Linked DNA regions of Homo sapiens: all the other regions are linked to region 3. A link is an interaction called in ENCODE POLR2A ChIA-PET data of the cell type or tissue named here. Cell type or tissue: MCF 10A. All regions are shown on one strand. Links, peaks and the distances in the headings refer to the core of each region. The heading gives the core; the rest is flanking DNA. Region 1 has its middle 37 kb from the start of INPP5F. Region 2 holds the start of LOC124902513 (a long non-coding RNA gene). Region 3 overlaps INPP5F (inositol polyphosphate-5-phosphatase F).

Region 1 (10,455 bases), core at 4,857-9,856, 51 kb after region 3:
GCCTCGCAGGTTCAAGCGATTCTCCTGCCTCAGCCTCCCGAGTAGCTGGGATTACAGGCACACACCACCATGCCCAGCTAATTTTTTATATTTTTTGTAGAGATGGTGTTTCACCATGTTAGCCAGGCTGGTCTCGAACTCCTGACCTCTGGTGATCCGCCCATCTCAGCCTCCTAAAGTGCGGGGATTACAGGTGTGAGCCACTGCACCTGGCCTGTTGATTCTTTCATGTTTGGTGTTTGGTTGGGTTTAGAGTGAAGGAAATAAGGTATTAAGCATGATGCTGTTTCTGGCCTGGGCAAGTGGGTGGCACCATCTCCTGAAGTAGGAAACATCAGGGAGAAGAAGGTAGAAGGGGGATGGAGTGCCACTGTGCATACAGTGACTTCGAAGTACCTGTGGGATGTCTAGGTGGGGCTGTCCAGTTGGGTGAGGTCTGGGATGAGGTTGTGCAGATACAGAAAGTCAGAATGGATTCGTATAGAGTAGGTGACTGAGGCCATGTGGAAGAGGCAGATGGCCTGGAGAGGGACTAGAAAGGATTCTGGAAAGGAAAGGAAAATCCAGACCCAGAGGATGGTCAGCTTTGAAAGCACAGGCAGAGAAAGAGGAGCCCAAAACATAGGCTGGAAGGAAATAGCCAAAATATAGGAGGAAAACTAAAGAGGGTAAATCTCATGGGAGTTACAGGAAAGGGGTCAGGAAAAGGGTCAACAGCTCCAGAAGCCACTGAACATTCATTCACAGAAAGAAAGGAATACTGTCCATTGGATTCAACAACAAAGACACTGTTTATGACCTCAGTGAAAGCAGTTTCCGGGCTGCTGAGCACACAGGCCATGCCTTGGGTGGAGGCGTGAATGGGAGGCATACAAAGCTGCTTCTTGTGGTCTGCTCTCCCCACCGCCTCTCAGGGAGGCCGTCCTGTCCACCATCCTGTGGTCCTAAACAGCCACATCCTGTAATCTGAGGCCAGTGACCTATGACTTGTCTCCTCACTTGAAGAAATTACCAGGCTAGTTGGGTTCCATCTCTTGAGCATCTGTCTGTTGATGGTGGGAGCTGGGCTAAAGATCCTGAAGTTGACTGAAGCTGGAGTGTTCATTATGGGATGGTGTAGGATGGGTAAGTAGAGAGTGGTGGAAATGGCAGAGATGGTCAGAGAGAAGCAGACACACACACACACACACACACACACACACACACACACACACACACACACAGATGAGGGAGGAGAGGGCAGGGTAGAAAGGAGGAGGAGCCCATCCTGATGAGTTTGCAGCCCCTATTCCAGGTTTCCATGAGGCCAATTATCCTTCAGCATCTTGGGTAAGAGGTCTGGGGTGAGGTTGAGCAGATACAGAAAGTCGGAACGGATTCGTGTAGAGCAGGTGAACGAGGCCATGTGGGAGAGGGAGACAGCCTGGAGAGGGACTAGAAAGGACTCTGGAAAAGAATGGGAAATCCAGACCCAGAGGATCTATTGCTAGATTTGCACATGGTTGCCAGTGTGTCCCTATAAGAAGCAGCTCCCTAGAGCCAGCCAGATGGGTCTGTATTCCAAAGGAACTTGAACAGAACAGGAAATGAGGAGGTAGAGGCACTGAGTGTGCATAACTCCTTTAAGAGTTTAATTTTGCAGGGAGGAGAGAAATGGGGCAACAACAGGATAGAGTGGTGAGAGCAACTTAAAGATTTTATATATATCTCTCTCTCTTTTTTTTTTTTTTTTTTTTTTTTGAGATGGAGTCTCACTCTGTTATCCAGGCTGGGGTGCAATGGCGCGATCTCGGCTCACTGCAACCTCCGCCTCCCGGGTTCAAGTGATTCTCCTGCCTCAGCCTCCTGAGTAGCTGGGACTACGGATGCCCACCACCGTGCCCAGCTAATTTTTGTATTTTTAGTAGAGATGGGATTTTACCACATTGGTCAGGCTGGTCTTGAACTCCTGACCTCGTGATCCGCCTGCCTCAGCCTCCCAAAGTGCTGGGATTCCAGGCGTGAGCCACCATGCCTAGCCTATTAACTTAAAGATATATTAATGTTGCTGGGGATAAATCAAGAGGAGAAGTTGGACACACAAGAGAGCTGGGACAACTGAAAAATCAAGGTCTCAGAAGAGGTGGATGGTGGGATCATCTTTGAACAGAGACTGTGAGCCCCATGTCATTGGCACCAATGCATTGGGCCCTCGGCCTCCCCAGGACAGGGTGGGTCTCCTCTCAGAGGCCTCTTTCTTACCTCCCTGGAAAGAGGGGAGCCACAGCGACTCCCGCCCTGTCTTCATCAACCCTGCCTTTCTAATCAGGCTGCTAGCATCTTGGGTTGGATGCCTGATATTTCACTTCAAATGCCTCCCAGACTTGCTAAGTCACTTCCAGGAGGCATTGACAGCTGTGTGTGATCACTTGTGGTGGGACTCTTGAGCAGCAGCCAGCTCTAATACAGAGCTTCAAAGGTGGAGCTGGTTATATTCTGGCTGTCTTCACCTTCAGTGTCAAGGCATACAACAGCCCCTCGTAACCTAACAGGCATGTTTCTCATTACTTCTTTTTTATTTTTTATTTTTTTGAGATGGAGTCTCACTCTGTTGCCCAGGTTGGAGTGCAGTGGCACGATCTCGGCTCACTGCAAGCTCTGCCTCCCGGGTTCAGGCCATTCTCCTGCCTTAGCCTCCCAAGTAGCTGGGACTACAGGAGCCAACCACCACGCCCGGCTAATTTTTTGTATTTTTAGTAGAGACGGGGTTTCACCACATTAGCCAGGATGGTCTCAATCTCCTGACCTCGTGATCCGCCTGCCTCGGCCTCCCAAGGTGCTGGGATTACAGGCGTGAGCCACCGCACCCAGCCAAAGCCACCGCGCCTGGCCGTTACTCATTACTTGTTTGCAAACACTCTATGCCCCAGCTCCTCCAGACAGCTCACTGTAGAACGGCTCCCCATTCCTTTTCAATCTGCCCTACTAAAGATCCCTGACCAATTTGCGGAGAAGGACTGAGTCTTGTTCGTCGAGGTACATTGAACTCCTAGCACAGTGCCAGGTATAGAGTAGGCATTCAGTAATACCTGTGGGATACAATTTTCCCTGAATGCACTTCATGCTTTCACACTTGCAGGCTTTTGTTCACAATACTCCTGCTCCCCAGAAGATCCTCTTCCCGTTTCAGACTCTTAACTAGATTCCCCTTATCTGCTGTCTCTCTCTCTCTCTCCCCTCCAGCACCCGATTACTCTTCATCTTCTTAGCCTGTTGTGCTCTGTCCTGAGTTGCCCCAGCATACCGTATTCAAACTGCTGGTTTACTCGATTCACTGCCCTAACCCCCTTACCCCTATTAGGCCTGAAGACAATGGATAGGCTTTACCCATCTTTATATTCCAGTCTTAAACTCACTGTGTTTCTTTTTCTTTTCTTTTTTTTTTTTTTTGAGTCAGGGTCTCACTCTATGACCCAGGCTGTGGAGTGCAGTGGCACAATCATGGCTCACTGCTGCAGCCTCGAACTCCTGGGCTCAAGTGATCCTCTCACCTCAGGATCACTGACAAGGTCGCACCACGTTTCCCAGGTTGGTCTCCTAGGCTCAAGCAACCCTCCCGACTTGCCCTCCCAAAGTGCCGGGATTACAGGCAAGAGCCACCGTGCCTGGCCTACTCTCTGTTCTTAGCAACAATTAGAATAATGTCTGCCGTATAGTAGGTATCAATATACCTGTGTAATCCAGGTAGGACAGGCTCCTCTTCTGTATCCTGGAGTACTTCTTGCTAAAATACAGTGAGGAGAGATGAGACAGGAATTAAATATTCAGTCTTACTGTCTCTCAATTTTGAAACTGCCTCAGACCATAGGACTCTCTAAGTTTAGTGACACCTGGTAGCACCTCCATGGCAGGGGTGGAGGGCTGCAGCTCTGCTGGAGACACTCTCCCAGTTGATCAGAATGTGCTTACCACCCTTTTGGCCGCCTCACTAGTCTTTGCCAACCCAAACCCCACTGGCTGCTACGGAGTCCACAATGAAAGGGGTCCCCAAGAGAGTATTCTTGGATCTCACGCAAGAAATAATTCAGGGTGAGTCTGCAGAGTAAAGTGAAAGCAAGTATATTAAGACAGTAAAGAATATAAGAATGGCTACTGTGGCCAGGCGCCTGTAATCCCAGCACTTTGGGAGGCCAAGGCGGGAGAATCATGAGGTCAGGAGTTCGAGACCAGCCTGACCAACATGGTGAAACCCCATCTCTACTAAAAATACAAAAATTAACCATGTGTGGTGGCGCACGCCTGTAATCCCAGCTACTCAGGAGGCTGAGGCAGGAGAATCGCTTGAACCCAGGAGGCAGAGGTTGCAGTGAACTGAGATCGCGCTACTGCACTCCAGCCTGTGTGACAGAGTGAGACTCTGTCTCAAAAAAAAAAAAAAAAAGAAAGAAAAGAAAAGAAAACAAAGGCCGGGCATGGTGGCTCACGTCTGTAATCCCAGCACTCTGGGAAGCTGAGATGGGCAGATCACCTGAGATCAGGAGTTCGAGACCAGCCTGACCAGTATGGTGAAACCCTGTCTCTACTAAAAGTACAAAAATTAGCAGGGCGTGGTGGCGCGCGCCTGTAGACCCAGCTACTCAGAAGGCTGAAACAGGAGAATTGCCTGAACCCCAGGGGGGCGGAGGTTGCAGTGAGCCAAGATCATGCCACTACACTATAGCCTGGGTGACAGAGCAAGACTCCATCTCAAAAAAAAAAAAAAAAAAAATAGCTACTGCAAAGACAGAGCAGCCCCAAGGGCTGCTGGTTGCTCATTTTTATGGTTATTTCTTGATTATATGCTAAACAAGGGGTGGATTCTTCATGCCTCCCCTTTTGAGACCAAATAGGGTAACTTTCTGATGTTGCCATGGCATTGGTAAACTGTCATGGTGCTGGCGGGAGTGTAGCAGTGAGGTCACTCTCATTGCCATCTTGGTTTTGGTGGGTTTTGGCCAGCTTCTTTACTGCAGGCTGTTTTATTAGCAAGGTCTTTGTGACCTGTATCTTGTGCTGACCTCCTATCTCATCGTGTGACTTAGAATGCCTAACCTTCTGGGAATGCAGTGCAGTAGGTTTCAGTCTCATTTTACCCAGCTCCTATTCAAGGTGAAGTTGCTCTGGTTCACATGCCTCCGGCAGACTGGAGGTACAGATAGATTTCACAGAGCAGCCAGTATAGTCTGGATGAAGGAACAAAGGAAACGACACAGTTCCCTTGTACCGTTCATGCGGAAAAGGTCTTATAGAATTAAGCCTCCAGAAAGAGGGGGCCCACAAAGACCCTCCTTTTCTCTCCATTTCTCCATCTGCGCTCAATACCCCCCTTCCTGCCAACCCCTCTTTCACGCACCCAGACCTGATACCTTTCTCTTTTCCTCCAGATACTTCTCTCCGTAGTTTACCCTGTTACCCTAACCTTGTTGATTTTTTTTTTCTGCTTAGTCCATCATTTTCTCAGAAATGTGTCTTAACATCTCCCACTATGATTGTGGATTTGTCTATTTCTCTTTTTAGTTCTGTCAACTTTGTTATGTATTTTAAAGCTTTGTTCTTTATTAAGTGCTGCATATCATGTATGAAAAATTACAGATATAATTTGAGGCCCTAGATGATAGTAAGATTTATTTTTGCTTCTGGAAGGCAGTTGGGGTCTGGGCAGGCACCCTTAATCCAGTGGTTTTCAACCACAGGTGATTTTCCCCACCAGGGGACATTTGGCAATGTCTGGAGAAAGTTTGGTTGTCAGAATTTGGGGAAGGAGAGGTGCTACTGGCATCCAGTGGTTAAAAGCCAGGAATACTAAACATTGCATAGGATGGTCCACTGATAATGTCAATTTATCAGTGTCAATAGCACTGAGGTTGCGAAAGCTTGCCCTAATCCAATTATCAGAGGCGTTTGAACCAAAGTAACTCCATCTTGAGTAGGGGCTGCGTAAAATAAGGCTGAGACCTGCTGGGCTGCATTCCTAGAAGGTTAGGCAATCTAAGTCATGGGATGAGATAGGAGGTCAGCAGAAGATACAGGTCATAAAGACCTTGCTAATAAACCAGGTTGCAGTAAAGAAGCCGGCTAAAACCCACCAAAGCCAAGATAGTGACAACAGTGACCTCTGGTTGTCATCACTGCCACACTCCACTTGCACCATGACAGTTTACAAATGCCATAACAACATCAGGAAGTTACCCTATATGGTCTCAAAAGGGGAGGCATGAATAATCCACCCTTTGTTTAGCATATCATCAAGAGATAACCATAAAAATGGGCAACCGGCAGCCCTCGGGGCTGCTGTGCCTATGGGGTAGCCATTCTTTTATTCCTTTACTTTCCTGATAAACTTGCTTTCACTTTACTCTATGGACTCACCCTGAATTCCTTCTTGCTCCAGATCCAAGAACCTTCTCTTGTGGTCTGGATCAAGACCCCTTTCCTGTAACACAGTCAAACGGTAAGCCAATGGGAAGCTGGGTTTCAGTCTTTGTGAGAGTTTCTCTATTTTCATTCCTGTTCCTTCCAAAGGGTGAGGCCCTTTGGAAGTTGAAAGCTGGCGGCGACTACTTGAGCTCTTCCTTCCTTAGCATGAGACTGCTGGGAGCTTCTCTGCCTCATGAAATAGGCAAATGCCTCAAAATTCAAAGCTCTGCTAACCCTTCTCTCCAGGACCTTGACCCTCAAATCCTCACCCCCTTGGCGGCTCACCTTCAGATAGGTCTTGTTTGTTTTGCCAGCTTTTCTAGCTGCTCCGGATAGGAGGACTGATCTGCCAATCTGCCTTTAGGGGAAACAGCAAGAGATTGCCTCTCAGTCTTTTCTTGAAGCTTTCAAATGCAGGCTTTAGGCCTATTGTGATGCTAATGGATCTCCTCTGCCCTTACTTTGCCCATTCTGCATGGAGGGGGCAGCTCTAGTCCCCCAAGCATGAAAGAAGTTGGGTACTCCCGGTTCTGATCATTACTGCCACCAGGAAGAGCTACGGGGTGAGAGGGGGGATGGATTTCTCCCTAGTTATGTAAGAAACAAGCAGGTCTCACCCTTCATTTTTCCTTTCTCATACAAGGTGAAATACTGCAGTCTCATACGAGGAAGCATGTTTTTCCTGTTAACATTATTTCGATCCTGGTCCTTAGGGAAAAATAAGCCCGGCATTAAAGTGCGGGGAGCACTCACCTTCCCCCACCCCACAGTCTGGCTTATAGTGCTAGAACACCAACCAAGTGGTGACTGGGCCGGACCACAAATGGATGCGGATGCGGTCAGCTCCCGTTATGAGGATAGAATTCTAATCAGATTGTGGATCCGATTACTTCTGACTCATAAATCTCCCTGACTTTAGAAAACAGGGATATCTTATTTATTGGAGGAATGACAGTGTGAACAGAGGCGTGGCTGCGTTCTCACCAGCTGAGATAAACGCCGACCAGACCAGCACAGACATCCTGTGCTCGTTTCCTTTACTTGGTTTTTCAAATAAAGCCTTTGTGTGTCACTGGTATTGTGAGGAATACGAAATAATGAAAGAAGTGATTCTTCAGGTGAGTCATTCTATTATAAAATGGAGCCCACCGTCAGGAACTGCTCCCTGAGAGAGCAGGACAGGATTTCCCTGCGCGGGGAGTGAAAGCAGAAGGCGCAGTCACGACGCGCCCCCTACTGGTCAGCGAGGAGAAATCCCTCACCTCAGGTTTCAATTAGTGCGGGTGAGTCCTGAATTAGGAACCTCAGACCTGAGGCCTGGTGTGGTGGCTCACACCTGTAGCCCCAGCACTTTGGGAGGCCGAGGCAGGTGGATCACTTGAGGCCAGGAGTTTGAGACCAGCCTGGCCAATATGGTGAAACCCCGTCTCAGGTAAAATAACAAAAATCAGCTTGACGTCGTGGCACACACCTGTATACCAGCTACTCAGGAGGCTGAGGCAGGAGAATCGCTTGAACCCGGGAGGCGGAGGTGCAGTGAGCCGAGATGGCGCCATGGCACTCCAAAGAATCACAGAACTGGCCAGGCACGGTGGCTCACGCCTGTAATCCCAGCACTTTGGGAGGCCGAGGTGGGAGGATCACCTGAGGTCAGGAGTTCGAGGCCGGCCTGGCCAAAATGGCGAAACCCCCCTCTCTACCGAAAAATGCGAAAAGTAGCCGGGCATGGTGGTGCCCAACTACTGGGGAAGCTGAGGCAAGAGAATTGCTTGAGCCAGGGAGGCCAACGGAGGTTGCAGTGAGCTTAAGTCGTGCCACTGCACTCCAGACTGGGTGACAGAGAGGAACCTTGTCTCAAAAAAAAAAAAAAAAAAAAAAAAGAAAGAAATATTACTGAGAATCACAGAACTGAAGTGGAATTCCATGAATCCAATGGAATTACATTAAATTCCATGAGTAGGAATCCAATTCCATGAATGAAATTTCATGAATCCAATGGGATTCATGGAATTGCTGACACACAGTGAGATACTAAGGAGGCTAGGAGGCTAAGATGAAGAGCCCCTGTCTCAGGACTCCAGGGCCTAATTTAACAGCCACAATCTGCCAAGGTCAGAGGTAGCCTTAACGTGTACTGTACTCATAAATCAATCTCCCTGGAGATTTCAAACCTTCAAATTGCTTTGGTAAAGCCTTAACTCCTTTCAACCTGAGGAAGTCGATTGAAGAAAAAAGCCTTAGCTCTAAAGAAAGATTTTGAGTTTCTCATTCCAGTGGACCACAAAAAAATAAAAAAGAAAGAAAGAAAAATCGCATTTGTGCAAAATCAACCATTTACATTTTATACTAATCAGTAAGTTATTCTTGGGCCTCGTGCTTGTTTGTAAACACATGCCTTCTCTCTTTCATTCTAACTGGAAACTTTATCCTTAAATCTGTTCGTGCAATAATTATGAAATGTAATTTTATTTTTAAACAATATATTTTCTTTTGTTTGTTAATTTCTTACTTTTTTTTTTTTTTAGACAGAGTCTATGTTGCCCAGGCTGCAGTGCAGTGGCGTGATCTCGGCTCACTGCAACCTCTGCTTCCTGGGTTCAAGCTATTCTCCAGCCTCAGCCCCCCAAGTAGCCGGGATTACAGGCATGCGCCATGACGCCCGGCTAATTTTTTTTGTATTTTTGGTAGAGACGGGGTTTCGCCATGTTGTCCAGGTTGGTCTCAAACTCCTGGCCTCAAGTGATCCACCTGCCTTGGCCTCCCAAAGTGCTGAGATTACCGGCGTGAGCCACCATGCACAGACTCTTTTGTTAATTTCTTTAATTTTTAAATTTCTATTGATATATTATAGTTGTTCTTATCCTGAAGATATTTTGATACATGTATAAATGCATAGGATCAAATCAGGGTAGCTATCGATCGCCTCTATGTATTTTCTTGTATCTTGATCGTTAGAGTGAAATATAAGGAACAAAAAACAAACATGGAGAAGTTACCATGTTTTTAGTATTTTTAAATCCTAAGGGTTTGAAAGGTATATATTTGGGATAATGGGCCTTTTTGTCTTTTTTTGTCTGAAGGAAATTTGTGACCCAATAATTAGTCAAAATTATCTCCAAAAAATGTTAATGAAACTGGGCACCTTTTGGGAGACATTTTTAAATTATGTCAGCTACTTCAGTGTCAGAGGGTGGACAGAGTTGGCTGAGAACAGTCACATTTAGACAAGAGTCTTGTGTGTACTCTTTTGGTTATGAAAATGTAGGGCAAGTAAGCACTCATTGCCCTGAGTGAAAAGTGACATAAACATTTTTTTAAAGGGTTCATGAAGCCTGTCCCTCCCTTAATACCTCTTGATGGGAAAATTTCATTGTCAGGCTGGGGCTCACACCTGCAATCCCGGCACATTGGGAGGCCAAGGCAGGCAGATCATCTGAGGTCAGGAGTTCGACACCAGCCTGGGCAACGTGGTGAAACCTGGTCTCTACTAAAATTACAAACATTAGCCGGGCATGGTGTCGGGTGCCTGTAATCCCAGCTACTTGGGAGGTTAAGATGGGAGAATCACTTGAACCAGGGAGGTGGAGGTTGCTGTGAGCAGAGATTGCGCCACTGCACTCCAACCTGGGCAATAAGAGTGAAATTCCATCTTAAAAAAAAAAATTAAAAATTGAGAGATTTCACAGGAACAAATTTCTGGTCTTTCTGGAAAATTGGAAATCTCTTGTAACGCTGGACCAATGCCCCACATGACAATTGCTGCGTGGGGCCAAGCATCAGTCCCTGGCTCTGCCCCCAGACTACATCCAACTTGTGACAGCTTGGCTCTGTCAATCCTCCACCTGGCTGGCCTCTGTGAACTGTGGGATCGCACCTTGTGGAAGGCTTGTGCTGGGATAGAGCTGACTCAGTGCTGGGGGATCCCTGAGGGGACCCCAGGATTTGAATTCCAGGTTCCTAGAGGATATCAGCTGAATGCTCACCTTTCTGTGTGCCCTGTAGGCATAGATAAGTTTGGCA
Region 2 (5,954 bases), core at 670-5,669, 58 kb after region 3:
CTGGCCCTTTCCAGTTCTTTAAGAAGGGACAAAAGTGGGTGAATTTTCTGGAGCTAATAAGGAAAAGCTTGAAGCCACCATTAATGAATTAGTCTAATCATGGTTTCTGAAAACATAACCAGCCATTGGCTATTTAAAACTTGTAATTATTTTTATTTACATAAAGTATAAAGTATGGAGACTATAAACCCAACTGCCATCTGGATGACAACAAAATATGAATTCTACTCTTTTTTAAAAAAAAAAAAAAGAAGAAAGAAAAAAAGAGGGTATCAGAAACAGACCCAGAGATGACTGGGGTCTGGGAGGAGGAAGCTGGAGAACCGGTGAGTGTGAACAGTATGCATCAGTCAGGGTTCGCCAGAGAAACAAAATACACATATACAGCGCTTGTGTGGTGGGGATGTGTATGTGTGTGTGGGTTTAATTTTTATTATAAATAGAGATGGGGTTTTGCCATGTTTCCCAAGCTTGTCTTGAACTCCTGGGCTCAAGCAATCCACCCTCCCCAGTCTCCCAAAGTGCTGGGATTACAGGCATGAGCCACCGCACCCAGCCATGTGTGTATTTTTTTTTTTTTTAAGGATTTGGCTCACATGATTGTGGGGACAGACAAGTTGGAAAGCTGTAGGGCAGGGCAAGTCAGGGCAGGGCAGCAGGCTAGAAACTCAGCCAGGGCAGATGCTGTAGTCTTGAGGCAGAATTTCTTCTCCTCCGGGAGAAATCAACCGATGGTAGATGTTAACCAAGTCTGTAGAATATCTACTCAGCAGCATCTAGTGCTGGAGTTAAATAGCTGGGTGCTATGGTCCAGCCAAGGTGCCGCCTGAAACACCCTCACATGGTGGGAAGAGCGGTGGTTGAAGAAGGAACCCTGGAGACCTTGATGTTGAAGAGAGGGCAAGGGAAGAGGGTGAGTCAGAGCCTGCTGGGGAGGAGAGCTGGAGACATTGCATAACACCAGTGACAGTGTGCCCACAGAAGTGGTTTCGGTAGGGGTGGGTGCAGGAATGGATGGCTGTAGGTGGATCAGGACGTGGGAGGTGAGGGGACTTAGCTGGCTCTTCCACGACATGTGATCAGAAAGTGGGGGTGGTGAGCTGGGGGTGGTGACCCGGGCACGATGGCTCATGACTGTAATCCCAGCACTTTGGGAAGCCAAAGCAGGTGGATCACTTGAGGTCAGGAGTTCAAGACCAGCCTGGCCAACATGGTGAAACCCCTTCTCTACTAAAAATAGATTTTTTTTTTTTAATTTAGCTGGGTGTGTGGCACATGTCTGTAATTCCAGCTACTCGGGAGGCTGAGGTGGGAGAACTGCTTGAACTTCGGAAGCAGAGGTTGCAGTGAGCCAAAATTGCACTACTTCACTCCAGCCTGGGCAACAGAGCAATACTCTGTCTCAAAAAGAAAAAGAAAAAGAAAAGTGGGGGCAGGGGGTAAAGTGAGGAGGAAGCATTTCTTTTTGGTTTGTGTTTTCTGTAGGCTAAGGACAAGAAAAGAGCCATTGGAGAGAGAAAGAGATGAAGTGGAAGACAGTGAGTGAGGGGCTGGCAGAAGGATTTCCCCTCTTCAAACTAGAGGAGAACTTCCTCAGCCTCCATGCAGCCGGCCAGATCCTAGGGCAAAGCTCTGGCTAGAGAAGGCAAGGACAGGCAAGAAAATGTTTTAGAAAAAGACCCTTTCCATCTGGAATGCTTTTTCCAACTCCCTTCACACCTTCAGGCTGGCTTCTAGTTGCACCAGGAACTCTGGGCCCACGTGTGAGGTGCGGGGGCAACACTGTCCATCGAGAGGACCTGTGGCTGCCTCCTCATCCCTTCCACCAAGCGCAGGATGGCACCATTGCTGGCTTCTGCTGCCCTCTGTTGTGGTCCTGTACCTCCTCACCTGCTCAGATGCTCCGCGGGGACTGATGGAGCTCTTCCTGGTCTCCAGTGGTTCTTACTGGGTAGTGCTGGACAACAGAGTACCAGGAAGGCAGGGACCTGGCCAAGCGCACATACGCATGAGTGGAGGAAATTTTACAATTTTTAGGAAGCAACAAAGTATAAAGTGGGAATTGCACATCTTCCTTACGTTTCTTTTGTTGTTTTTATTTTGAATTACGTATTGAGGGAAGCGCTACAATTTTTTCCATAGGTGGGTGTCTAGGGCTTCCCCAGCCCCGCTCTCAGCCCTCTGCACTCACACTTTTCAGAGCCACAGGATGTGTAAGGGCACCGGAATCACCAAGGGTGGGTGTGCCTGCTGGAGCTTTTTTTGTGCTGCCTGAAAGTTCAAAACACGCTGGAACAGGGAAAGAAAGGTATTTGCCCAAGTGACTAAGACATGTTCCAGCGTTTTCCCACAGGCTCCTGCACATCCCAAAATAACTGCAACCCTGGATCCTGTCCGTTGGCATTCGATTACATTTGTATAATGTTACAGACAGTGGGCAGGCCGGCCAGCCACACTCACACAGGGGCTTGCAGGACCGCACAGCCCATAATGGAGCTCCACGCTATGCTTCCTGGCTAGGCTGCTAAGGGAGAAATACCAAGGCAGAGACCACAACAGTAGCCAAGTGCAGACCTGCCAGAAACATCCAGATCACCAAGAGGGCCCTTGGGCAAGGCCCTCCTTTCACAGATGAGAGCAAAGGGCACAGAGAGAGGAAATTACTTACATAAATTAACTTAAATAAATTACATATCTGGGAATTATGAAAGTTGGTGAAAGAGTTGGCCCTCAACTCACAGCTCCTAAAGAGGTATTTATTTGTGCAGGAACATCAATTTAGCCTTAGAATCCTAACATCTTAAGTGGAAGGGACTTTTAAGCACTCCCTGACCATCCAGGGTGCTTCTGTGCCCAGGTCTGGACAACAATGTGGGAAGAAGGAAGTGTCGGAATGAACCTGCCACCCCTCCGGGGATTCTGTCTTGCTGAGGAAATGACTCAGGATGTTGAGAAAACAACTGGGTTTTGGCAAATGCACAGAAGGGTGCTAGGAGCTTTGGGAAGGGAGAGTCTGAGAAGGAATGCGTGGTCCAGGTGGGGAAAGTTTCAACCCAAGGTGGGCCTCAGAGTGGGAAGATCTGGAGGCTGGGCATGGTGGCTCACAGCTGTAATCCCAGCACTTGGGAGGCCGAGGTGGGCAGATCACTTGAGGTCAGGAGTTCAAGACTAGCCTAGCCTGGCCAACATGGCAAAAAACCATCTCTACTAAAAAATACAAAAATTAGCCGGGGTGACGCACACCTATAATCCCGGCTGCTCGGGAGGCTGAGACAGGACAATCGCTTGAACCCGGGAGGCAGAGGTTTCAGTGAGCTGAGATTGCATCACTGCACTCCAGCCTGGGCGACAGAGTAAGACTCCATCTCAAAAAAAAAAAAAAAAAAAAAATGGAGTCGGAAGATTTGGAAAAGCAGATAGAGAGGGCCTGAGCAGGCATCGCAGGAAATAGCCCTGACACTCGGTAGATGCTCAGTGGCTGTAGCCCCCCAATGCCTACAGGGGCCAAGACAGTTGTGTCACCAAGAGCGTACAGCTAGCTCTATGCCCTGCTCCCCACACAAGGCCCAGGGGCCACCAACACAGGCCAGATAACTCCCGTCCTGATGCCCACAGCATGTCTCATTTGGATGATTGAAAATATTCCAACCACATTAAACAGCTACTTATTTGATGATGTTTAGTGATAAAAATACTATCAACCTAATCCAGTAACCACTCAAGGAGGCTTAACGTCGTATGAGGTCCATTGAGTCCCAAAGAGAAGTGGTCACATCATCTTTGGTTCTTTTTTTTTTTTTTTTTGAGATCGAGTCTCACTCTGTTGCTCAGGCTGCAGTATAGTGGCGTGATCTCGGCTCATTGCAACATCTGCCTCCCAGGTACAAACAATTCTCGTGCCTCAGCCTCCCAAGTAGCTGGGAGTATAGGTGCATGCCACCACGCCCGGCTAATTTTTGTATTTTTAGTAGAGGTGGGGTTTCACCATGTTTGCCAGGCTGGTCTCGAACTCTTGACCTCAAGTAATCCACCCGCCTCGGCCTCCCAAAGTGCTGGGATTACGGGAATGAGCCACTGCACCCAGCCTGGTTCATTTTTAAAATAGTCTAGTATTTTTTTTTTTTTTTCCTATTTACATGTTCGAGTTTCTAGAATCAGTGGCATGTCGGCTTGTACTCCCCAAATGAGTTCACCCAGGAATGATGTTGGCAGATTCCCATGGGAATGACTTCAGCCTTCCTCAGCAGGCTAACAGTGGCAAGCACACCAGGGTGTATTTTTGTGCAGCATCGTCAGGCACCAGTATTAAACTCAATACAGTCATGAGAAATTCAGCTCGGGGGCTCTTAAGTCAGCACTTCACTGAGAGTTCCAAGGTCTCAGGCCTTTCTCTTTTCACTTTATTTGGCAAGTAGTTAAATAAATAAATAAAATAAAAATAAAAAATAAACAAATCCAGCACATCTCCATGCTGTGGGGCTGTGGTCCCTCCCAAGGTTAAAAAAAAAAAAAAAAAGCCACTGGCACAGCAAGAAGAATCTCCTTCTACCCAGGCCTGAGTGTATCTCGTCCCTAACTCCAGAGGCTTCTAGGAACCCAATCCAGGAAGATAAATCTGGTCTCAGTTTGGTTTGGTGACTCACAAGGTGTTAATAAAGATGACCCCAAGATTCTCAGAGCACATTTCCAACCCCCAGTGACCTAGACTCCAAGGAACACTTTGGCCAGCCTTGGGCAATAGTGGGAGCTGGCTTCCCTGTGCGCTTCCTTTTTTAATTTTTAGAGACAGGGTCTCAACTCTGTTGCCCAGGTTGGAGTGCAGTGGCGGGATCACAGCTCACGGCAGCCTCATCTCTTGGACTTAAACTATCTTCACGTCTCAGCATCCCTGGTAGCTTGGGACTGAAGACGCATGCCACCACCTGGCTGATTTGTTTTTTGTAGAGACAGGGTCTTGCTATGTTGCCCAGGCTGGTCTCAAACTCCTGGCCTCAAGGGATCCTCCTGCCTTGGCCTCCCAAAGTGCTGGGATAACAGGTGTGAGCCATTGCGCCAGGCCCTCTGGGCACTTTTGGACAATCTCAGCTTCTTGGTGAGGCCTGAGGACAGGTGGGCAGACATGCTACCTAACTGGCACCTTGGCTGTTGGCTGGGTCGGTCCGAACGGATGCAGCAGGCATGTTCCCATTACCGGAGTTCACAGCCCTGAGTCTTCCCAGGTTCCTGTTGCAATCTGAGACTGAAAGGTGACCAAGACAATTCTCTCTTGAGCCGGGCTATTGGAGACGTCACAAAACCCAAAGCAGGCTTGTTAAATGCACCTGTCATTTATTCTGACTGAAACCAGGGACAGACAATCTCCATGATGCCACTGCTTTCAAAGATTTAGAAACCACAAAAACCATTTTGAGTTATATTATTACTTTATTTTCTTTTTTTAAAATGTAGCATTAAAGTCATCCAACATACAGATATTCCTATGGCTCCTGGCACATTTTACTCTCTCTAAAGTCAGGTATTTTAATTATGAGATGAAGAAAATCATCTCATTAAAATGGCAACATTTCTGATAAATGTTTCATATTTATGTGATGGGTAATTGACTCCCCATCTACCCCTCCAGTCCAGAGCTACAAAAGACAGTGCACAACCACAGCTAACAGGTGGTGGGGGTGCCCAAGTAGACAGGGCTGCAGAACAACAAGCAACGGGGTTAAACTTCTCAAACAACAAGCAACTTCTTTATTTGTACAGAGTAAGAATATAGAAGAAAAGCATCATTTTCCTTTTTAGCCCTTTTATTAGTGTTTTGCCTCCACCCAAGTTACTGCATACCAAGCAGCTAATAAAAACCAACTGACTTAAAGTCTCTGAAATGCATGCAACTTAAAATTCCCTAAAGCACACATCGGTTCCGAGTCTGATTTTTACAGGGCAGAGGCTACGGTGCTGCT
Region 3 (10,455 bases), core at 2,326-7,325:
GGTAAAGTAACTGCCCAACACTGCACAGCTTGTTAACATCAAAACACTTTCCCACTCTCAGACTAGGGCTCTTTCTTTCTTTCTTTTTTTCTTAGCCAGATGGAGTTTCACTCTTGTCGCCCAGGCTGGAGTGCAATGGCGCGATCTCGGCTCATGGCAACCTCCACCTCCCGGGTTCAAGCAATTCTCTTGCCTTAGCCTCCCAAGTAGCTGGGATAACAGGCCTGTGCCACCACGCCGGGCTAATTTTGTATTTTTAGTAGAGACGAGGTTTCACCATGTTGGTCAGACTGGTCTCAAACTTGCGACCTCAGGTAATCCACCCACCTCAGCCTCCCAAAGTGCTGGGATTACAGGCGTGAGCTACCGCACCAAGCCAGACCAGGGCTCTTTCTAACACCATAAGTTTCTCTACCAGATTCTTTCTGGTGCAATTCTCTCATGTTTGTATGGGGCTTTCAGCTCACCACCATCATCCCAGGTACTCCAAAATGCCTTTTTTTCTTGCCAAGTCCTATTGGAGGTATCTCCTCAATAACTGATGAATCTTTCACTTCTCTTGACCCCTACTGCTACTATCCTTGCCCAGGGCCAAGACCTTCACCATCTTGATCATTTAAAAAGCTGTTGTCTGGCCAGGCGCAGTGCCTCATGCCTGTAATGCCAGCACTTTGGGAGGCCAAGGCAGGTGGATCACGAGGTCAGGAGTTCAAGACCAGCCTGGCCAAGATGGTGAAACCCTGTCTCTACTAAAAATACAAAAAAAATTAACCAGGCATGGTGGCGAGTGCCTGTAATCCCAGCTACTCGGGAAACTAAAGTAGAGAATTGCTTGAACCCGGGAGGCAGAGGTTGCAGTGAGCTGAGATCGCGCCACTGCACTCCAGCCTGGACAACAGAGCGAGACTCTGTCTCAAAAAATAAATAAATAAATAAGTAAAATAACAAATAAAAAGCTGTCGTCGGGCCGGGCGCAGTGGCTCTATGCCTGTAAACCCAGCATTTTGGGAGACCAGAATGAGGCTGAAGAACTTGAGGCCAGGAGTTCGAGACCAGTCTGGCCAACATGAGGAAACCCCATCTCTACTAAAAATGCAAAAATTAGCCAGGCGTGGTGGCAAGCACCTGTAATCCCAGCTACTTGGGAGCACCAGGTGGGAGAATCACTTGAACCTGGGAGGCGGAGGTTGCAGTGAGCTGAGATCTGACTAATCGGCAACAGAGTGAGACTCCATCTCAAAAAAAATAAATAATGGCCAGGCACGGTGGCTCACGCCTGTAATCCCAACACTTTGGAAGGCTGAGGTGGGTGCATCACCTGAGGTCAGGAATTTGAGACCAACCTGGCCAACATGGTGAAACCCTGTCTCTACTAAAAATACAAAAATTAGCCAGGCATGCTGATGAGCACCTGTAATCCCAGCTACTTGGGAGGCTGAGGCAAGAGAACGGCTTGAACCCAGGAGGCGTAGGTTGCAATGAGCCAAGATCACGCCACTGCACTCCAGCCTGGGTGACAAGAGCAAAACTCCACCTCAAGAAAAAATAAAAATTAAAATTAATAAATAAAAATAAAAAGCTGTTGTTGGCCTCTAGCAGGCTGCTTAACACATAGCAGACACTCAGATGTCCACTGAAGGCAAAGAAGACTCCAAATAGTTTGGTACTGCTGGCCATGCAGAATAAGACAGGGAGCAGGAAGAATGAGGCTGAAGAACTAAACAGGAACCCACTCAGCGGGACAACAGGTAGTAAATTCAGGAGCCGCTTCCTCCAGCAGGGCAGATTTGGATTTGAGATAGAACACAGGACAAATCTGTAGAGGATGAACATGAAGGGGCCTGAAGCCAGAGAGCCAGGTGACAGGAAAGAATGTGCAAGGGTGACCTGGGGCTGACTGTAGAACTGGAAAGCTGGACAGAATTCAGCTACTTGGATGTGCTATAGATGTAGTCTGCATTTGGTGTCCTGGGTGAAGAATCCTAGCTCTACTACAGTCTCTGAACCCCTCTCAGCTTCAGTTTCCTCCTTCGTAAACAGAATTCCATCTAACTTAGCCGGACACCTGTAGTCCCAGGTTTTCATGAGGATTATGTGAAAAGTGCCCAGCATCCGTCACATAATAAATGTTAGTAACTTTCACATCAAGTTGAGAAATGTGTATGTATTTAAAACTCCAGGCTCCTACCATTCAGTAACCTCTCCATAATTTAAGGGTCTTCATATGGCTTCAAAGAAAAAAGTATGGGGCCGGGCACAGTGGCTCGCGCCTGTAATCCCAGCACTTTGGGAGGCCGAGGCAGGAGGATGATGAGGTCAGGAGTTTGAGACCAGCCTGGCCAACATGGTGAAACCCTGTCTCTACTAAAAACACAAAAATTAGCTGGGTGTGGTGGCAGGTGCCTGTAATCCCAGCTACTCGGAAGGCTGAGGCAGGAGAATCACTTGAAACCAGAAGGCGGAGGTTGCAGTGAGCCAAGATGGCACCACTGCACTCCAGCCTGGGCGAAAGAGTGAAACTCCGTCTCAAAAAAAAAGAAAAAAGTATGAAAGAAAAAACCCAACTTCAATACATTTTTCAATTATTAAACCTCATGGTAGGACCATAATTCCTGAAAGCCTTCTCAGAGTAATAAATGCTTCACGCAAATATCTTAATGCCTAGATATGCCCCAGAATTCTATTTTCTCAGAATGGGAAACATTGACCTGCAGCTCTGATACAGCATAAAACTGGGCATCCAGCATTCAGTCCCAACAACCAAATTCTGGTCCAAATGGTAAATCGAGCATGACTGCCAACTTCCTGCCCTGCCCCCACACCCGCTACATACACAGGAGAGAGGGAGAATCTAGAAAAGGCAGAATCTCAAGGGAGGTAAAAACATGCTTGGGAAAGACATGGATACTGGTAAACTCCAGTTCCATATGTGAGTAAGTACAAGGTCCTAAGGCTGGGGAAACTACAGAAGAATATAAATAGAAAGTGTAAATTTTAATGGCAACAATACCTGACAAAATTTCAGTTATCCAATAGAAAATAGGGGGAAAAAAATTAAGAAAAGCATAATAAATGGAAAACATAAATAAAAGGTAGAAATAACTTCTAATACATGTGTAGTTACAATAAATGTAAACAGTTTCAACTAACCAATGAAAAGACAGACTACTGACTGGGTGTGGTAGCTTACACCTGTAAACCAACACTTTGGGAGGCTGAGACAGGCAGATTGCTTGAGCCCAGGAGTTCAAGACCAGTCTGGGCAACATGGCAAAACACCGTCTCTACAAAAAAATACAAAAAATTAGCCAGGCACCTGTAGTTCCAGCCACCTAGAAGGCTAAAGTGGGAGGATCACCTGAGCCCAGGAGGTCAAGGATGCAGTGACCCATGATCACGCCACTGCACTCCAGCCTGGGTGGCAAATGAAGACCCTATCTCAAAAAAAATAAAGAAATAAATACAGACAGACTATTAAGTCTGAATCCCTCCATCAGTTTATTTAATTCTATGGCTATTTACAGTTTACCACTACATACCTGCAGTCCAGCATAACAGGCACTCATTCAATAGTTATTGAACAAAATTTAAAAAATAAGCATCAAATAATAAAAATGTTTTTCCTACCAATTGCTTGTTTTCATTGACGTGTAATAAGAATACCATCTAAAGTTTTTATTGTTTTTGAAGTTAGCCCCAAAATATCAGTCTTTGCTATGCAGGCACTTTTATTTATGTATTTATTTTCTTCTTTTATACAAACCAGGAATGAGCTTGGATTTTTAATTTCAGGTGCTTTTAATAATAAAAGCATTTATCTTTCAATAAATATTACACATGATTAGAATATGGTTGCTCAAAATGAAAGACTCACCTAAAACTTCTGGGCAATTTTTTTTTTCCCCTTGAGACAAGGTCTCACTCTGCTACCCAGACTGAAGTGCAGCAGCTTGATCATAACTCACTGCAGCCTCCAACTGGACTCAATCAATCCTCTCACCTCAGCTTCCCAAGTAGCTGGGAATACAGGCACACGCCATGATGCCCACCTCATTTTTTTTTTTTTCTTAGTAGAGATAAGGTCTATCTATATTGCCCAGCCTGGTCTCAAACTCCTGGACTCAAGTGATCCTCCCACGTCAGCCTCCCAAAATGCTGGGATTACAGGCATGAGCCACCATGCCTGGCCTGGGCAATTTAAATTATCCTGAAATTTTTATATTATCTTGAAAACTCTAGCAGGTACACAAAACTTCTCATACTAATATAGAGATAAGAAACACAAAACAATAGAGGAAGGCCTGAAGCAGGTACTGTAACTGACACAAGAAGGGAGACTGTGTGTGTTGTGTCGAGCTGCTCTGACTTCGCTGCCTGGTATAGCGCCTGGCATACAGCTGACACTTCAAAATGTGTGTGTGTGTGTGTGTGTGTGTGTGTATTTAAAATCTGTGGCTCTTCACTAAAGAAATAAAACAAGTTGGCATTAAAGAGTCTGTCTGTACAGAGGACATGTGTAGACAGTATTATTCCAGGCATATGCAGCAAATGCCCTTAGTAGTAGATATCCTACTGATCATATTAATGGCTACTCTGGGGGCAGAAGGCACTGGAATGGCAGAGAAAATGGCCAGCGGGCTCATACTATCCTTCTGCAAAGAATAACCATGTAACTGATCTAATCCAACAAATGTATTGTTTTCTAATCTTTCCTTCAGAAGGTATACTCTAATGTGGCATACAAATTCAAAAAAAGAAAAATTTAAAATTCACAAATAAATTGTAAAATTTAAGATCATCAACGTTATCTATAAGGAAAAGAGTTGCTTACAAATTACAAAAGTATAGCCTTTTTGAAATAATGCCAAATTTTAGTGAAATAATAATGCAACATACACCCTAAGTCATAAGTATTTGCAATAAGCTCAATTGTTTGACCCATCAGGTCAACATTTTCACTCTTATTTCAGATCCATTTGGCAGTACATGGCTTCTATTTTCATATGCCCTCCTCTTCCTGGTACACAGAAAACAAGTGATTAAGTACTGTGTGCCTGCACAGAGCATGAGTCACTCATTCCAAGATGGAAGAATGAAGGCACTCCCTCAGCCCAAGAACAAGCCTGGGTTTTAAAGCACAGCTGCTGAAGCCTATAGGCACTTTCACTGTGTCTTAAAAGAAAAAAAAAAGGTATCAGAGTATGCATAAATAATCAGACCCATATTTCATTTCCTGCTAAAGACAAAGGATATTACGGCTCTAAAAAGACAATCACCAACACAAAATCAAACAGATAAGGAAAAGGGTTTTAGAATGAGAAACTAAAAGTTCCAATTGTTAGCTCATTTATGCTTTAATTCTCAGAATTGGGTAAGGAATAATTTGATTCAGGTGCTATCTTATAAATGCAAAGTTTGATACACATTTCCTTGAACTGTCTAATGGTAATTATTCTCCAGCATTCCACAAGCTAAAGAGCTAATCCAATTTAGAAGTTCTAGCAGCTGGTGATTTCCCAGTCTTAAATCTAATTCAGGGTTATCAGTGCTGGCTGCTCATTATCATCATCTAGGAGCTTTATAATACTAATCCCTGAGCATCAGAGATGGTCTCAATTGGTTAGGGCGGGGCCCTGGAATAGGTATTCTTTAAATCTCCCCCTGGTGATTCTACTGTACAGCCAGCTTGAGAATCACTGGTCTAAATGATTATATATAGGTCACTGGGAAGGACCTGTATTAGTAACTTGGTCTTAGTCTGACTGAAAGATGATGCCTGTAGCACATACAACTTTAAACTCTCACATAATAAAGTAATACAAACTGCATAAAGATCTCATAATATAGGGAGGCGGCATAAAAGCTGGTCTAAACTAGCAGAAGGAAATACACTTCAAAAAGTAACCACAAGAATATTTAAAAGATTAAAGATACCACCTAGAAAAGAAACTTAATTTCCAGGCCAGGCACAGTGGCTCATGTCTGTAATCCCAGCACTTTGGGGGGCCCAGAGAGGAGGATCACTTGAGCCCAGGGGTTTGAGACCAGCCTGGACAACATAGCAAGACTCTGTCTCTATAAAAAATGTTGTAAAAAAATTAGCCAGGTGTGGTGGTGCCCACATGTAATCCTAGCTACTCAGGAGGCTGAGGCGGGAGGATCACCCGAGCCCAGGAGTTCGAGGCTGCAGTGAGCTATCCCACATTCCAGCCTGGGTGGCAGAGCAAGACCCTGTCTCTAAAAAAATTAAAAATTTCTAGACATTTTTATTTAAAAAGGGATCTAATTCCAGCACAGCAAGACGGCCACAAAGTTTTGATCATCATGAAGGAAATTAGAAATTGGTTCTTAAACTCTACAATATCCAAACACAAAATTGTTGATTCTCTATATGAAGCATAAAGTCCTAACTGTCACATCTCAAGAAAAGACCCAAAGCAACTCAAAAAGGAACAGAGGACAACTAAACAAAAGGACTTTCATGAAAGGTCCCACAGTGTAATTAGGACATTTCAGCCTAGGAGGACCTGATGGAAATGAATACAACTATGAAAGGTATAGACTTAACTGTATACCACTTAATACCAGTACAGGAAACCTACACATTTAAAAGTCATGGTTTGGGCTGGGTGCAGTGGCTCATGCCTGTAATCCGAGAACTTTGGGAGGTTGAGGCAGGAGGACTGCTTGAGGCCAGAAGTTCAAGACTAACCTGGCCAACATAGTGAGAACCCATCTCTATTATTTAAAAAATAGAAAAGTCATGGTTTGGGAATGAAAAAGTACAGCTTAAATTACAACTTTCCAAACTCATTACCTTAAGAACCTGAAAGTAACAACCACCTCAAACAAAGATTAGATAAATCCTTGGGTGATGCATTCATAATGCATTCATAATGCATCACCCAAGAAATATGGCAATGTGTTGGGATATATCCCTCACCTTTTGCTGTCCCCAAAACTGTCTTTTGATATCACTTTCAAAAACAAGATTTTGAGAGCTAAATCAAAGCACAGATGAGCTAAGAATTGGTATTTTCCTTTCCTCATTTTAGAGTTATTAACAGAGAAGCTGGGATTACCGGCGCTCGCCACCACACCCGCCTAATTTTTGTATTTTCAGTAGAGACAGTGTTTCACCATGTTGGCCAGGCAGGTCTCAAACTCCTGACCTCAGGTGATCTGCCCACTTCAGCCTCCCAAAGTGGCTGGGATTACAGGCATGAGCCACTGCGCCTGGCCCACAGAATTTTAGGCGATGTAATTTGTTAGGAGAAATAAATATAATACTAAATTAGTTAGATGTTGGGGGATGAGGGCTGCTTCTTCAAGAAAAGTATTTGAAAGGTGCAAATGGGAGTAAATGACACAGCTACACAGATGAATTCTGGAAGTCCCTGCCTAGAAAAGAGACTGTTACTCTGCTCAACTCCCGGGTCCACCCACCACAGTTGCTCCCTGGGGGAAGGGACATTCTTTAAGCTGGAAATAAGAGAATGTTTATATCTGGCATAAAAACAATATATAATGATACTGTGAAACATCAATATTATACCTGCAAATTACTAAAATTGAGAGCATGATGGCATGTTTTAAATTTCCTAACATTTCAGTTAGATAACTGCTTCAAATCGTACATATTGACATTGCAGAAATTGTAAAATTTGAAATTCAGTGTTAACTTCAAAGTGAAAAGCTGTTTCAAAGAATGAGATTCATAAAGAAAATTGGCTTAGTATTTTAAAGTATCCCACTATCAAGTTAAAAAAATGCAAGGGTAAACTTGAAGGAAACTGAAATTAAAATAAAATAACTTAAAAGAAAAAAATATCAGGGAACACTGACCTAAAATCAACCTGTATTTCAGACTTACCAAAGAAAGAATGTGTGGATGCTATTTTGTGAATGAAAGCAGATCCCTTAAGAGTCTCCAACAACCAGAAAATGAGTCATCCTAAAAACATGTGATTTAATTAAGGTACTACCAGTATGTCTTGTGAAGGTACTGTAATGCTGAATGTTCAGTGTTTATCCTCACTTTAAAAATACTATTTATACATTATCACTTAATGTATTATCAATAGCTACTGATAACCTTTAACAATTATTAGTTCCCTATGTTGTTAAACATACTGATTCAAATGTTCTCCTCAGCTCAATTATGGGCAGCTGACACATAATGATTATGACTTACATCAGCTAAGGACTTAGATTGACTAAAGGCTCTGTGACATTGCTGCTACTTCTCAAACTTCTGTTTGCAAATGTAGATTTCTAAAGGTTATGTTTTAAAATATATTTGAACAGGAAAAGAACCGTTTACAAAAAGACACACAGAGACATAGTAACACAGCTTGTAAAGATCTCATGCATTTAATTCCCCATAAAACCATGCCAAAACAAGGTTGGACTATGATTCTGAGAATGTATTGAATCAATAGCAGATTGATTCTGCTATTAGGTGCAGTGGCTCATGCCTGTAATCTGAGAACTTTGGGAGGCTGAGCAGGAGGACTGCTTGAGGCCAGGAGTTCAAGATTAACCTGGCCAACATAGTGAGACCCTGTCTCTATTATTTAAAAAAAAGAAAAGTCATGGTTTGGGAATGAAAAAGGAAGTACAGCTTAAATTACAACTTTCCAAACTCATTACCCTAAGAACCTGAAAGTAACAACCACCTCAAACAAAGATTAGATAAATCCTTGGATAATGCATTCATAATGCATCACCCAAGAAACATGTGTTGGCAATGTGTTGGGATATACCCCAAACTAGTTTGATCAAACTAGTTTGATTTTCCAGTAGTCCAGTATTATCTGCAAATACATGAATAAATTCCACCATACATCACAAGGACTAAAATTAGCAACAACAACCTTCTCTGCACAAGGGCCGGTTTGGAAAAAAACAAAGATGTCTATGGGTCCCATTTATTTTTATTCAGAAAGAAAACAAATTTAATGAATTCCACAGGCTTAAGAGTGAGATTCCTGCTTCACTGAATAAAATGACAGTGAGAAATTTGCATGACTTTTTTAGGTGGCAAGAGAGGCAGTGTGTTCTAGTCTTTTGTTCTTATATTCTCCCTTTAAACGTCCCTACAACCCCTTTGCTGCTTAAACTATAGAAGGTAGACCAGGGACTAGAATTATTTCAATTCATTCAGTACAACTTTCACAAAAAACCTGTTATGGGCCAGGTGCTAGGGATCCAGCAGTGAGTCTCATCCTCTTTCTCCGTGCCAGGGGTGTGTTTAGGCCAGGCAAGTGGGACAAGTGGGGACCTGAACCAATGCAGCCAGGTTCCCCATAGACCAAGCTGTCAGTGCACCTTAGTTTCTGGCACCTTCACGGTCTACTCTAAAAAAACTTGATACTACCTCTCCTCCAAAGCATGCCTTTGGCTAGCCTTTGCTGGCCAGGGCCTGGCCAAAACACAAGCGTCTAGGAACCAGTGATTCTACAAAGTTTCTCCCTTCTTTGAAGAAGGTAGTTTTGCCCTACACGCTTCTCCTCCATTTCACCTCTGCTGTGCATGCTCTGAAAGGATGTCTATGAAATTGGATCTAGGACTCTTGAAAAGCTACACTGAGAAAGGCTTCAGGTTGCTCACCACTGGAGGAAATAGTTCCCAATGAGTACACATGTCAATGCATCTGCTCAAAGATCTCCCCTGTATCTATTCCCTTCCCAAACTGCAGATCTTCCAAACACTTAAGAAGAGAAACCTGATCAACTGACCGTAGCTGGAAAAACTACTACTAGTCAATTCATTACATAACAACATTCCCTGTAACTATATGAATTTTGCAAGAAAGTCAATGCAGGCACAGGATCAACAAACAAACTAGTTATCACACTATTAGCATTTTCTTTCTACATAGATCCTTCCTTAATGTGCTTGCTTTGACATTTGAGAGGCTATTTAATTCTCCATATAGGCTACACTATAATGATTAGGATAGCTAAAGATACATTTCAGCTATTACCCATGAAAATATAAATCCTATCACTTTGTAGTCAAGAAGGTAGAAAGGTTCACAAAACATTTTTGTCAATACTGAGGAAAACCTGGTTTTAGAGTCAAACACTGGGTTAGAGCCTGGCTCTCCCTCTGTGAACCTGGGCAAATTACTTCTCTGTGCCTCAGTTTCCTCATCTGTAAAATGAGGATAATAATGAAACCATCCTCCCAAGGTTTACTGTGGAGATGAAATGAAATAATACATGTAAAGGTCATGGAACAGTGTCTGGCTCAGAAAAGTGCTCAGTTGCAGCTGAGATTACAGGCCAGTTGCGGTGGCTCACGCCTGTAATGCCAGCACTTTTGGGAGGCTGAGGCAGGCAGATCATCTGAGGTCAGGAGTTCAAGACCAACCTGGCCAATACGGCGAAACCCCGTCTCTACTAAAAATAGAAAAATTAGCCAGGCATGGTGGCAGTAGCCTGTAGTCCC

What was found. ChIA-PET counts read pairs that join two places held together with the same protein. Peaks named below come from ENCODE experiments on the same cell type or tissue, not always from the same donor. Only the 100,000 strongest peaks of a DNase experiment are listed, where the experiment ranks them.
Region 1: POLR2A ChIA-PET joins it to region 3 with 17 read pairs; 25 of 35 experiments call an interaction of 5 or more read pairs at or near these places.
Region 2: POLR2A ChIA-PET joins it to region 3 with 68 read pairs; 25 of 35 experiments call an interaction of 5 or more read pairs at or near these places.

The regions. Positions count from the first base shown.
Region 1 is chr10:119,683,869-119,694,323 of GRCh38, reverse strand. No RefSeq gene overlaps it. Among named protein-coding and RNA genes, the nearest start is that of INPP5F, 37 kb to the left of the region's middle. RefSeq lists enhancers at 2,242-2,741, 5,815-6,751, 6,752-7,688 and a silencer at 10,438-10,455. In MCF 10A, for the core only: a CTCF peak has its summit at 7,691 (motif pointing left); DNase peaks (open chromatin) are centred at 7,293 and 7,623.
Region 2 is chr10:119,677,270-119,683,223 of GRCh38, reverse strand. It overlaps BAG3 (BAG cochaperone 3), which reads right to left. Exons shown (of 4, transcript NM_004281.4): 4 at 5,405-5,954. The coding sequence ends at 5,942. It overlaps LOC124902513 (a long non-coding RNA gene), which reads left to right and starts at 553. Exons shown (of 2, transcript XR_007062312.1): 1 at 553-913; 2 at 1,486-2,074. It also overlaps the pseudogene TXNP1. In MCF 10A, for the core only: no CTCF peak of the experiment used is centred there; DNase peaks (open chromatin) are centred at 953, 2,333, 2,963, 4,223 and 1 weaker place.
Region 3 is chr10:119,732,634-119,743,088 of GRCh38, reverse strand. All of the region lies in intron 1 of INPP5F (inositol polyphosphate-5-phosphatase F), which reads right to left. Among named protein-coding and RNA genes, the nearest start is that of INPP5F, 12 kb to the right of the region's middle. RefSeq lists enhancers at 3,869-4,414, 4,415-4,960, 9,357-9,857. In MCF 10A, for the core only: no CTCF peak of the experiment used is centred there; a DNase peak (open chromatin) is centred at 5,068.